2 separate regions of the Homo sapiens genome follow, and region 1 is linked to region 2. A link is a contact called in ENCODE Hi-C or POLR2A ChIA-PET data. All regions are on one chromosome and are shown on one strand. Each heading gives the region's core, a stretch centred on a gene start or an enhancer-like site at or near the end of the contact. The rest is flanking DNA. Distances are from core to core; before and after follow the strand shown.

Region 1 (5,393 bases), core at 2,195-4,694, 83 kb after region 2:
CAAAGTGTCGCCCAGAGAAAGTATGCACTCGGCATCTATGGGTCTACTCCTCAGACTGTCTGACTCTGAGACTTGTTAGATCTTGCAGTCCACAGAAGCACTTTACCCAGGTTCCTTCAAAACATCTCCTATCAAGGAGTTTCATCCGGGCTTCTGAGGACCTGGCTTGAGGGAAGGAAGGGGGAATTCCTGACTTCAACATTCCTCACTGCTCTGGACATAAGGGTTCACTTCTGGGGGCACAGGCACGCCCAGCCTCCCCTCTGCTGATGCAGAAAGTGGAGCCGTATTTCACGTTTTGTTCAGGCCCCTCACCCCCAGGGGCCCACAGCCTGGCAATCGATCCCAAAGCCTCTTGCACCGCTCCTCCTAGATGGCCCTAGGACCTCAAGTTTTGAGGGAACAAACATTCTGGTCCAGTACCCTAGAGAACCCGAGTCAATATGGTAGCATGTACGTGAGCCCAACTAATCCTGGGAAACAAAGTTCGTCCCTATGATGAGCATAATTTTCAGAAGGAAGATAGTATATTTTGTAGGAAAGAGCATGGGGTTTGGAGGCCTGGGACTTTGGTTTATGATCTTACAATCTGTCTCCTCTTGCTAGCTTTGTGACCTGTGGTGACTCACTTAGCTTCTCTCACTTATAGATCTGACATCTGCAAAGGAGCATATTAAGCATAGCCACCTCCAGAGTTTTTGTTAGATGAATCAGAGCACAGATCCGTCTCCCTGACTGGTTGCTAATTAATCTGTGTTGCTAATTAACCTTCCCTCCCCTGCAATCCACACCCCAAGCCCTTGGTCATATCACTGCATTGTCCAACAGAAAGGAAGTGTAAGAAATATGGATTCTTCTTTTAAAACCCTGATAAATTACTTAATGGAAGGTGGAGGAGGTTAGGTCTGTTTTGGGTTGAAATGGGTTTTCATGAGTGAGTTGCAGATCACTTAGTCCCCCATCCCTCCCTCAGTTTCCCCTGGAGAGGCTGCACTCCAAGCATATACCTGTCTCCTATCATGTGGAATCCAAGTCAGCTCTTCGTTTCACATCAGCAGGCTTTCTCTTCAAAACAACCCCACTTTGCTACTACATGACCCCCTCTTATACAGAGGAGTTTGCCACAAATTACTCATCAACATGGGTCTGGGCACATAATTGCTTCATCTCCCAGGCTTGGCACATCTGTGTAAATAGTTTTGATTAGTTTCAGTCTCACTTAATAGTAACAGTTGTGTGGGCCAAGGGAGGTTAGGCTTGATCTTAGACTAAACCAATTAGCAGCAAGGCTCCCACTCCCCCGTCTTTCTGCCCCACCCCTGCATCAATGCCTGCATTTGTAGCAGTGAACAATCTCTAAGGTGATTGTGCCAAGTTCTAAGCCGGGACTTTCAAAGACTTGCCTGGGTACTGCCGCCTCTGCACATAAACTTTGAGAGCACTGTCCAGTCTGGACTGAGCCTAGCTACCTCTGCTATAAGTCACCTTTAACGTAAGTTGCTCTTTTGGGGGCTTCCATAGTTTAAATATGTTGAAAGTTGGCCTCTAACGTGAGCTTCACCCAGTAGAGCCAAGTTGCATGGTTTATAAAAAATGTTATTTCAGTTATGTGATATCCTTTAAACACAGAAATGCACTGAAAATGGGCCAGGCATGGTGGCTTATGCCAGTAATCCCAGCACTTTGGGAGGTCAAGGCAGATGGATCACTTGAGATCAGGAGTTTGAGACCAGCCTGACCAACATGATAAAACCCCACCTCTACTAAAAATACAAAAATTAGCTGGGCGTGGTGGCAGGTGCCTGTAATCCCAGCTACTTGAGAGGCTGAGGCAGGAGAATCACTTGAACCTGGGAGGTGGAGGTTGTGGTGAGCCAAGATCATGTCACTGCACTTCAGCCTGGGTGACAGAGTGAGACTCCATATCAAAAAAAAAAAAAAAAAAAAGAAAAGAAAAGAAAAAAGAAACATACCGAATATGTAAAAGCTCCCAATTTTAGCTCAGTGGTTACTTGGCAGATATCAACCCAATGACCACAACCAAGGAGGATTGATTGATTGATTGATTATTTTAGATTCAGGAGGTACATATATTTGTTTGTTACATGGGTATATTACATACCAGTGGGGATTGGGCTTCCAGTGTCCCCAATATACCAGTAGTGAACATTGTACCCAACAGGTAAGTGCTCAACCCTTGTCCTTCTTCCATCCTCTCTGCTTTTGGAGCCCCCAGTGTCTATTATTTCCATCTTTATGATCATTCGTACCCATTGTTTAGTTCCCACTTATAAGTGAGAACACGCGGTATTTGGTTTTCTGTTTTTCAGTTAGTTCACTCAGGATGATGGCCTCCAGCTCCATCCACATTGCCGCAAGAATGGTATATATAAACCATGGAATACTACACAACCATAAAAAGAATGAAATCATTATTTTCATTAGTATTCCATGGTGTATATAGACCACATTTTCTTTATCCAGTCAACCACTGATGGGCACTCAGCTTGGTTCCGTGACTTTGCTATTGTGAATAGTGCTGCAATAAATAGGTATATTATTTATATGGTCTCTTTTCCTTTGGGTAGATACCCACTCATGCACTCATAGGATTGCTGGGTTGAGTAGAAGTTCTATTTTTAGTTCTTTGAAAACTCTCCATACTGTTTATCACAGAGTTGAGCTAATTTACATCCTCACCAACAAAGCGTAAGTGTTCCCTTCTCTCCACATCCATGCCAACATCTGCACAACCAAGGAGGATTTAGCAAGAGGATTTTATTCCTTGCAACTAGTAACAAGAACACCTGGGATAACTCCCAAAGCAGTGCCTCCTCGAGCTGGGGGCTAGGTCCGGTTTTATAAGGATAGGGTAATAAGGTGTGATCTGATTGGATTTCACAATGAAGTGATGTCAAAAGCCACGATCTGACTAGATCCTGCCATGAGGTGATGCCAGGGCTCGATCTGATTGGATCCTGATCCTGCCCTGCAGTGTCCGCTTCTTATTTCAGTCCCCACTCCTCAGTCCAAGCACTTAGGTTCCCCTGTGGTTGCATGCCTTGGCTCATCAGGGCATGCTCATGATCTTCAACCTGGGAGTCCCGGGCAACTGAAAAACAAATCACAACTTTGTTACATAAAAGTTGAACCAGATTGGTCTGGTGCAGCTACAGCACTGGCAATAGTGGAGCCATGGGCTGTGTGTCAGCTGGCAGATGAGCTGGCAGATGATCTGGAAATTAAGGTGGCTGTTTTGCCATCCCGTCTCTTTGAGCTGGTGGAGCCTCTAAGCTGGGACTCTGAGCAGAATCTAGAAATGACTGGTTATCTCCTGTTCACTGATACTCGTCGACTGGAAAATATTACTGGGTACTGAACTGGCACAACTCTGCCTTGAAATGACTCAACCTGCATGAGTGGGGTGAGTCATCGCCCTCTGCCACCTTACAGCACAGGCCCCACGTGTTGGTTTTTATTACCCTGCATAAGGTCCAGGCCTCATTCAAGTAGGACTCCAAGGCTGCCTGTCCTCACTTCCTCCATTAGGAAAGAGGTGACGAAGGTGGATAACAATTTTACCACCTGGGGATGTGGATTTCTGCCTTCTATTCGTCATTCCTGACATAGGTTTGGCAAGTCTGTGGGTGCCTTTGCTCCTTGCTCGCAGCTAGAACTGAGAATCCTAACAGCCAGAGAGGTTATTATTTTTCTTATGTTGTCACTAGATTCCAGCTCTGAAATTGCAGGTAATTATCTCTCAATGACCAGCATGCCATCTTTCTCCTCTCTATTTTACACCCAAGCAGGCAGGATGGTTGCTGTATGGTGCATTTTTATTTAATTAGCTAAAAGGCTTGGATCTGCTTCTGTTACCCATAAATTAATGCCCATTGCAGCATGCCATGTTTATTAGTCATGGTGTGGGATTAGATGTCAAGAACAAGAGCTTCATCTTCATCACTGGGCATTGTCCTGTCCAAAGAAAGCAAATGGTTGAAGAGACCAAAAACAATCTGGAAATCCTGTAAGTAGCATCACATAAGCAAAGCAAAGTAGGCTTTGGCAAAGGGAACACATTCAGTCCCCTGCTAAGAAGAGCCACTGCTGAGCTGAAAGCCCCCATAGCTCTGTTAAAAGTGAGTTAAGGATCTAGAACCAGAAATACCATTTGACCCAGAAATCCTATCACTGGGTATATACCCAAAGGATTATAAATCATTCTACTGTAAAGATACATGCACACTTATGTTTACTGCAGCACTGTTCACAATAACAAAGACTTGGAACCAACCTAAATGTCCATCAATCATAGACTGGATAAATAAAATGTGGCACACATACACCATGGAATAATGGACAGCCATAAAAAAGAATGAGTTCATGTCCTTTGCAGGGACATGGATGAAGCTGGAAAGCATCATTCTCAGCAAACTAACACAGGAACAGAAAACCAAACACCGCATGTTCTCACTCATAAGTGGAAGCTGAACAACGAGAACACATGGACACAGGAAGGGGAACATCACACACTGGGGCCTGTTGGGGGGTGGGAGGCTAGGGGAGGGACAGCATTAGGAGAAATGCCTAATGTAGATGACATTGATGGCTTCAGCAAACCACCATGGCAAGTGTATACCTATGTAACAAACCTGCATGTTCTGCACATGTACCCCAGAACTTAAAGTATTTTTTTAAAAAAGTGAGTTAGGGCACTATAGGAACTGGGCAGGACACACAGCCCAGCCTGGTGGAGTGAACCATGAAGGTGATCCTTGAGTTGAAGCCCAAGATTTAGTAAGAGTTGGCCAGGTGGAGGGTGTGAGCCTACCATTCAGAGGGAGTAGACACATGAACACAGGAGAGAGAAACTGCAGGTGGCGCAGTAGAACTGCAGAGGGGAGAAAGGCACCCTGGGTTCTAGAGGGCAAGGCAGCACTGGATCAGGAAGGTCTTACATGATCTGCATGAAGGATTTTAAGCAGCAGAGCAGCATGATCAGAAGTGCAGTTTCTAAAACTTATGCTGGTGGAAGAGAGGAAGAAGGCAAGAGTGAAAGTAGAGAACCCAGTAAGGAAGCCAGGAAAGAAATGCGGACAGTGGCTGGGCTCTGTGTCTCATGCCTATAATCTCAGCGCTTTGGGAGGTGGAGGCAGGAGGATTGCTTGAGCCCAGGAGTTTGAGACCATCCTGGGCAACATACCAAGACCTCATCTCTACAAAAAATAAAATAAAGAAATAGCTGAACTGGTGGCACATGCCTGTGGTCCTAGCTACTAGGGAGGCTGAGGTGGGAGGATTGCTTTGAGGCTGCAGTAAGCTGTGATTGTGCCACTGCACTTCATCCTAGGCAACAGAGTGAGATGCTTGCTTAAATAAAAAAAAAAAAAGAA
Region 2 (5,634 bases), core at 2,309-4,808:
TCTTTATAGTAAGCTTGGAAGTTCAAAGACAGAATCAGTTGACCCACTCACTAAAAAGTAATTAAAAGCAAGCAATGTCTAAAAGTCTTTGAACTACCTTTAATATTATGTTATATATGTATTTGGGGTATTTAATTTTTTATTCCATTTTTCTGTTTATCCTCTTTAGTTTAATTATTTTTAGAGGAGAATGATACCGACTTTGGAAGGAAAAAAAATCACTTTGGCAATATTCCATGAAATTACAAGCAATTTTGAGAAGAGCTAATGAACAGGAAAAACTATACTTGTTTATAGTAGAGTTCAGCTTGGAAAGTAAAAACCAACATCTGATTTTTTAATGAAAAGTTTATTTATTTCCATCCCACAGACAGACTTGTTTATTATTTTAGGACCTAAGATTTAGAAAGTTCAAGGCCTTAGAGGCAGGAATTGGGTGGAGAAGGGTTTGAAAGAAGAAAGGACATTGAAAAGTTAGATATAACCTTGGCTTTATTTTTGATCAGCAGTTAGATGACAGAAAGTTCTAGGTCATTTTCAGAGCATTACAGATTTGTGCTGTTATTCATAAATTTGTAGAAACAAGGCCATTTGAGGTTTGGGTGGAAATTTCTGGCCCATTTCTTCAACCTTATCTCATGTCATTGTATTTAAAAAAAATGAGGTAAACTTCATAAAGACTCCAAACATGTTAGTCAAAATTCTGAATTTCCAGGCTCTTAGAGATTTATGTCACATCCTTTTAGTTGAATACAATTTTTTTTATACCTAAACTGTCCTTTTTAATTTTCACAAGGATTTCCCTGAGAGGTGATGCTAGGAATGTGAGCAAAGAAGGTAAATAATTTGTTCAATTTTTAAAAATAGTTAAATGATCTAGTTATGTAAACTTAGATGTCTAAAATAGCATATCCTAATATTTTCATACATAATTAAGTAGCTATTTTTCAAATAAGGTGCTTCCTTTCAGTTCCTAGTGCTAGTCTCTTAATCATGGTCTCCACTATACTTTTAAATATTTTCTCTCTAGTAAAATGTCTCTAGTCTCCAAATAATTGCCAGAAGCAGGTTTTTGGAGAGGCTAACACGTTACGATAGTCACATGGACAGAAGGCAGGCAGACATATCCAGGCTTGACTGTGGACTGTCCACTTAGTGTATGCATGACGGACCATGGATAAGACATTGAGACTCACTCTGATCTCCGTTTTCTGGTCTGTGAGGATCACCTTAATGCAACTATAATGAGGAGTCAATGAGAGGAAATTTGGAACACCCCTGGCTTAAACTAAGTGCTCACTAAATGGTACCCGTTAGACTAAAATAGTACATGGCACTCAATATATTGAACCTAGCATATGCCCCAGCAAGCAGAGCCTCTAATAAGACAGTAATTTCAAGTTTTTCTTCTTGATTATCAGAAGCAGATAATTTTCATTTTCTTGAAATGAAAATCAAAGGTCCCCTTGAGTAGAGATTAATGAAAGGAGGACTACAGTATTCCTGCTGGACTAGATGGTCCAGGAGAGCAGGGGACCTGTTTGCCTCATTTTCTGTTGTGTCCTGTATGCCTGGAACATAACAAATGCTTGGTGGTTACTTTTGAATGAAGGAAGTGCAGTTTTATGCACGCCTTCTGAGAAACAAGCGGCTGGACCTCAAATTTTCACCCTGCTGAGTAGTCACAATTCAATCTGGATTTTGTTTAAGCCTACCTAATGAAAGGTTACTGCTTGAACACATCACTTGGCTTCCAAAGCCACTAAAGCCCCAAGTTTTACCCTAATTTTTTGATTCAGAAATTATTTTTTAGAAATATAGTAATCCTGGACTGGGCGCAGTGGCTCACTCCTGTAATCCCAGCACTTTGGGAGGCCGAGGCAGGTGGATCACGAGGTCAGGAGATTGAGACCATCCTGGCTAACACAGTGAAACCCCATCTCTACTAAAAATACAAAAAATTACCCAGGTGTGGTGGCATGCACTTGTAGTCCCAGCTACTCAGAAGGCTGAGGCAGGAGAATGGCGTGAACCCAGGAGGCAGAGCTTGCAGTGAGCCGAGATTGTGCCACTGGCCACTGCACTCCAGCCTGGGCAACAGAGCAAGATTCCATCTCAAAAAAAAAAAAAAGAAAGAAAAAAGAAATATAGTAATCCTGGAAAATTCAGAGTTTGTCACCATATAGAGATATAAAGAAAATAAGATTGGAACAAACCATTCTGCTTTATAGGTGATTGATGAAGGGCATTTTCATTATTTTGACAAAGTAGGCTTCATCATTTTGGCAGAGATGGAAATCACGTTGGGCAATGGCTGCTTAACACACTCTGAACTCTGCTATCTTCTGTTATTAACCAGAAGTCTGTTACCCAGCGCTTCAACACATATTCATGTGCTCCTAAGTCAATCAGAATTCACAGTGATGATCTCAGACACCATAATATCCAGAGGTACTTTCTGAGTCATCAAGGAGAGATTAAATTATGCTCATTCAGGGTCTCCCATCGAATGCAGTTATTACTTTCTCATTCGTTGGAAATTGGTTAACTGGATATTTGATTTACCAGTATACCTCAGTTTTTCCATTAAAGCTGAGTACAGAGATTTACTGTAAAATAATATCACTGAAAATAACGACCTCAATCCTCCATTACAAAACTCATTTCTCCCTTCCATCCTGAAGTGGTCTTAAGCTTTCCAAACAAGGCTGCCAAGTGAAATACAAAATGTCCAGTTAAATTTGACGCAGACAAACAAGACATAATTTTTCAGAATAAGTATGTCCCATGCAATATTTGAGACATATGTGTACTAAAAAATTATTCATTATTTCTCTGAATTCTAATTTCACTGGGCATCTTGTTTCTTGTTTTGTTGTTTATTTGCTAAATCTGGCAACACTATTTCCAAAGGGTTTGACCTGCACCGGGCTGACCTGTACCAGCCTGCTATGAAGGGACAGAGTTAAACGCTAGCATCTCATTCAAACCTTGAATTAATTGTTAATGTAATTTTTCTGCAAATTATTGTTAAAAGTGAGTCACATAGTTTTCAGTCAAAGGTAAATCAAGTTGCCTCTTCATTTTTTTTTTTTTAATGAGGCAGCTATATGGAAGGAATAACAGTCTCACTTTGCACCATGGATATGTTGGCTAAATGGGGACAGGGCATCACTAAGTCTATGAATACAGAAACTGTGCCCCAGCCGAGTCTGCATTAGAGAAAGGGCATTAATCTGGTGACGGTTCTGCTCTCCTTACAGTATTCAAGTTAATTATGTTTGCCTCCAAATGGTAACATCTGGTCCCCATTACCAGCTAAACATTGCCTTTCTAAAAGCTTGTTTGGAATCAGGCAGGTATGAACACCGTGGCCAAAAAATGGCACTCTATTTTTAACACTACAGTTTCATAGTCCCTTAGTAAAATTGTTTTTGTAAATCTTTTTTTAATCCCGACTGAGTATATTCTTGGTTTCCAGATCCCAGCCTGGAGCAAATACTGTGGTTAAGTTACAGGAAAGGGCAATTGAGAAAATGACAGCTGCCTTTCATTGTATTAAGTTGATTCATTCAACAAATATTTGTTGAGCAAATACTATGTATAAAACAGGGCATGAAGAGTCATATAAAACAGAAAAATATGACTTAGTTCGTGTCCTCAAAGAAGTTAAAATCTGGGGAGGCAGAAAGCAGCATTCCAAAGAACTAAATGTGCTCATCAGCATTTGAGGGCTGGATATGGTGGCTCAAGCCTGTGACCCCAGCACTTTGGGAGGCCAAAATGGTAAGATCTCTTGACCCCAGTAGTTTGAGAGCAGCCTGGGCAACATAGCGAGACCAAAAAAAAAAAAATTGCCAATCATGGTAGCATCCACATGTAGTCCTAGCTACTCAGGAGACTGAGGTGGGAGGATTGCTTGAGGCCAAGAGTTCAAGGCTGCAGTGAGCCATGATCACACCACTCCACTCCAGCCTGGGTGACAGAGTGAGACCCTGTCTCTAAAAATAAAAATTAAAAAAAAGGCCGGGGTGTAGAGGGGCCAGGCGCCGTGGCTCACACCTGTAATCCCAGCACTTTGGGAGGCCGAGGCAGGCATCACGAGGTCAGGAGATCGAGACCATCCTGGCTAACACTGTGAAACCCCTCTCTACTAAAAATACAAAAAATAAGCCGGGCGTGGTGGCAGGCGCCTGGAGTCCTAGCTACTCGGGAGGCTGAGGCAGGAGAATGGCGTGAACCCGGGAGGTGGAGCTTGCAGTGAGCCAAGATCGCCCCACTGCACTCCAGCCTGGGAGACAGAGCGAGACTCCTTCTCAAAAAAAAAAAAAAAGAAAGAAAGAAAGAAGGGAAATGCAGATAAAATGGTGTGAAGAGGCCCAGAAATGGAAAACTGTGTCCAGTTGCAGAGAACAGAAAAACTGAGTAAACGATGTGGCATTTGAAAACAGGTCAGGATTTTAAGCAGTTCAGATAATGGAAAAGGGTAACATGACAGGGAATTCCTTGTGGAGGGAACAGAAAGAAAGCTCCCAAACTCCCAGAAGTAAGGAAGTTCTTCATGCCAATTGGCACTGGTTAAAGGAGTGAATGGGGAGAGGCCTTGCAAGGACATGACATGGAAGGCCTGCATGCCTGACTGAAAATGACGTGCGTAATTTCTAGACAAGAAGGCACTGAATGTCTGAGTAAAGAAACGACATGATCTGGACCATAGAACTCATGTGGAAAGTATCTGAGTAATGAATTCTTAAGGTTCAGCTGATAATGTGGACTTAGTTTAATTGCATTAGATGTTTGCCTCTCACTTAGGGGTAGTTATATTTTTAGGCTAAATTTTTATTATATAACGCAGAATTGAGTTGCTTCAAAGAAAAATAGGTTATCATTCTTGCACATGTTCTTGATTAGGATGTACAGTTTCTAAAGGAAAATACTTGAAGTGTTGGACATTTTGTCATTAAGCCAGCGTTGAATTCATCAACAACTGATACTCTCCTTGTGCTCAGAAGCTCCTTGGGCTGCTTTAGAAGACATAAAAAGGTCTATGATGCTGTTCATTGCCTTTGAAGATCTTATAATCTAGCTGTGGGTACATGACTAACAATCTTAAAGCCTTAGAGAGCAGTGGAATGCTGAGCTCTGTGCTACTTACATCATATTTCTGAGAAGGGAGAGCTCAGAATAAAAGCTAGAGTAGCTTGAAAAGTTCTCTTCATGAGTCTTAAGCTGGGTTTTGAGCAAAGGCAATGATGAGGATGACGTCTAGACTGTATGAGAAGAGAATTGCTTAACTGAGATGTATTGTCAGTAATAGAAAATCAAATTAGGCAAATGGGATGAAGTCAAAATGAGGGTCTTGAATGCCAGATCGAGTTTTGATATCTTCCTATCAATAATGGAAAACCATGGTACATTTTCAAAAGATATCTCTTTTCTATTGTCGGGGTAAAATATACATAACATAAAATTTACCGCTTTAACAATTTTCAACCACTTTTAACCATTTTAATTTTATCATTGTACATTTTTAAGTGTACAATTCTGTCGCATTAAGTACAGTCACATTGCTGTGCAAGCATCACCACTATTTCCAGAATTTTATAATTGTCTCAGACTGAAACTCTGCACCCA

Evidence for each region. A loop is a pair of places that touch in the nucleus more often than their neighbours do. ChIA-PET counts read pairs that join two places held with the same protein, here RNA polymerase II (POLR2A). Pooled maps may share reads with other maps.
Region 1: a loop to region 2 is called in a map of PC-3, with 5 times the contacts of the local background. The contact joins two enhancer-like sites. A Hi-C loop is called at or near these places in 1 of 168 maps with a recorded cell type or tissue (PC-3) and 6 of 50 pooled maps. POLR2A ChIA-PET finds 5 or more read pairs at or near these places in 3 of 52 experiments (A673, PC-3 and activated CD4-positive, alpha-beta T cell).

What each region holds. Positions count from the first base shown.
Region 1 is chr10:33,132,287-33,137,679 of GRCh38, reverse strand. No RefSeq gene overlaps it. Among named protein-coding and RNA genes, the nearest start is that of IATPR, 18 kb to the right of the region's middle. RefSeq lists an enhancer at 2,714-3,913. Within about 2 kb of position 3,444, at least 9 of the 41 ENCODE cell types and tissues checked have a DNase peak (open chromatin) inside an H3K27ac peak, as active enhancers do; they include PC-3, where a contact is called at or near this core.
Region 2 is chr10:33,214,840-33,220,473 of GRCh38, reverse strand. All of the region lies in intron 8 of NRP1 (neuropilin 1), which reads left to right. Among named protein-coding and RNA genes, the nearest start is that of IATPR, 100 kb to the right of the region's middle. Within about 2 kb of position 3,558, at least 6 of the 41 ENCODE cell types and tissues checked have a DNase peak (open chromatin) inside an H3K27ac peak, as active enhancers do; they include PC-3, where a contact is called at or near this core.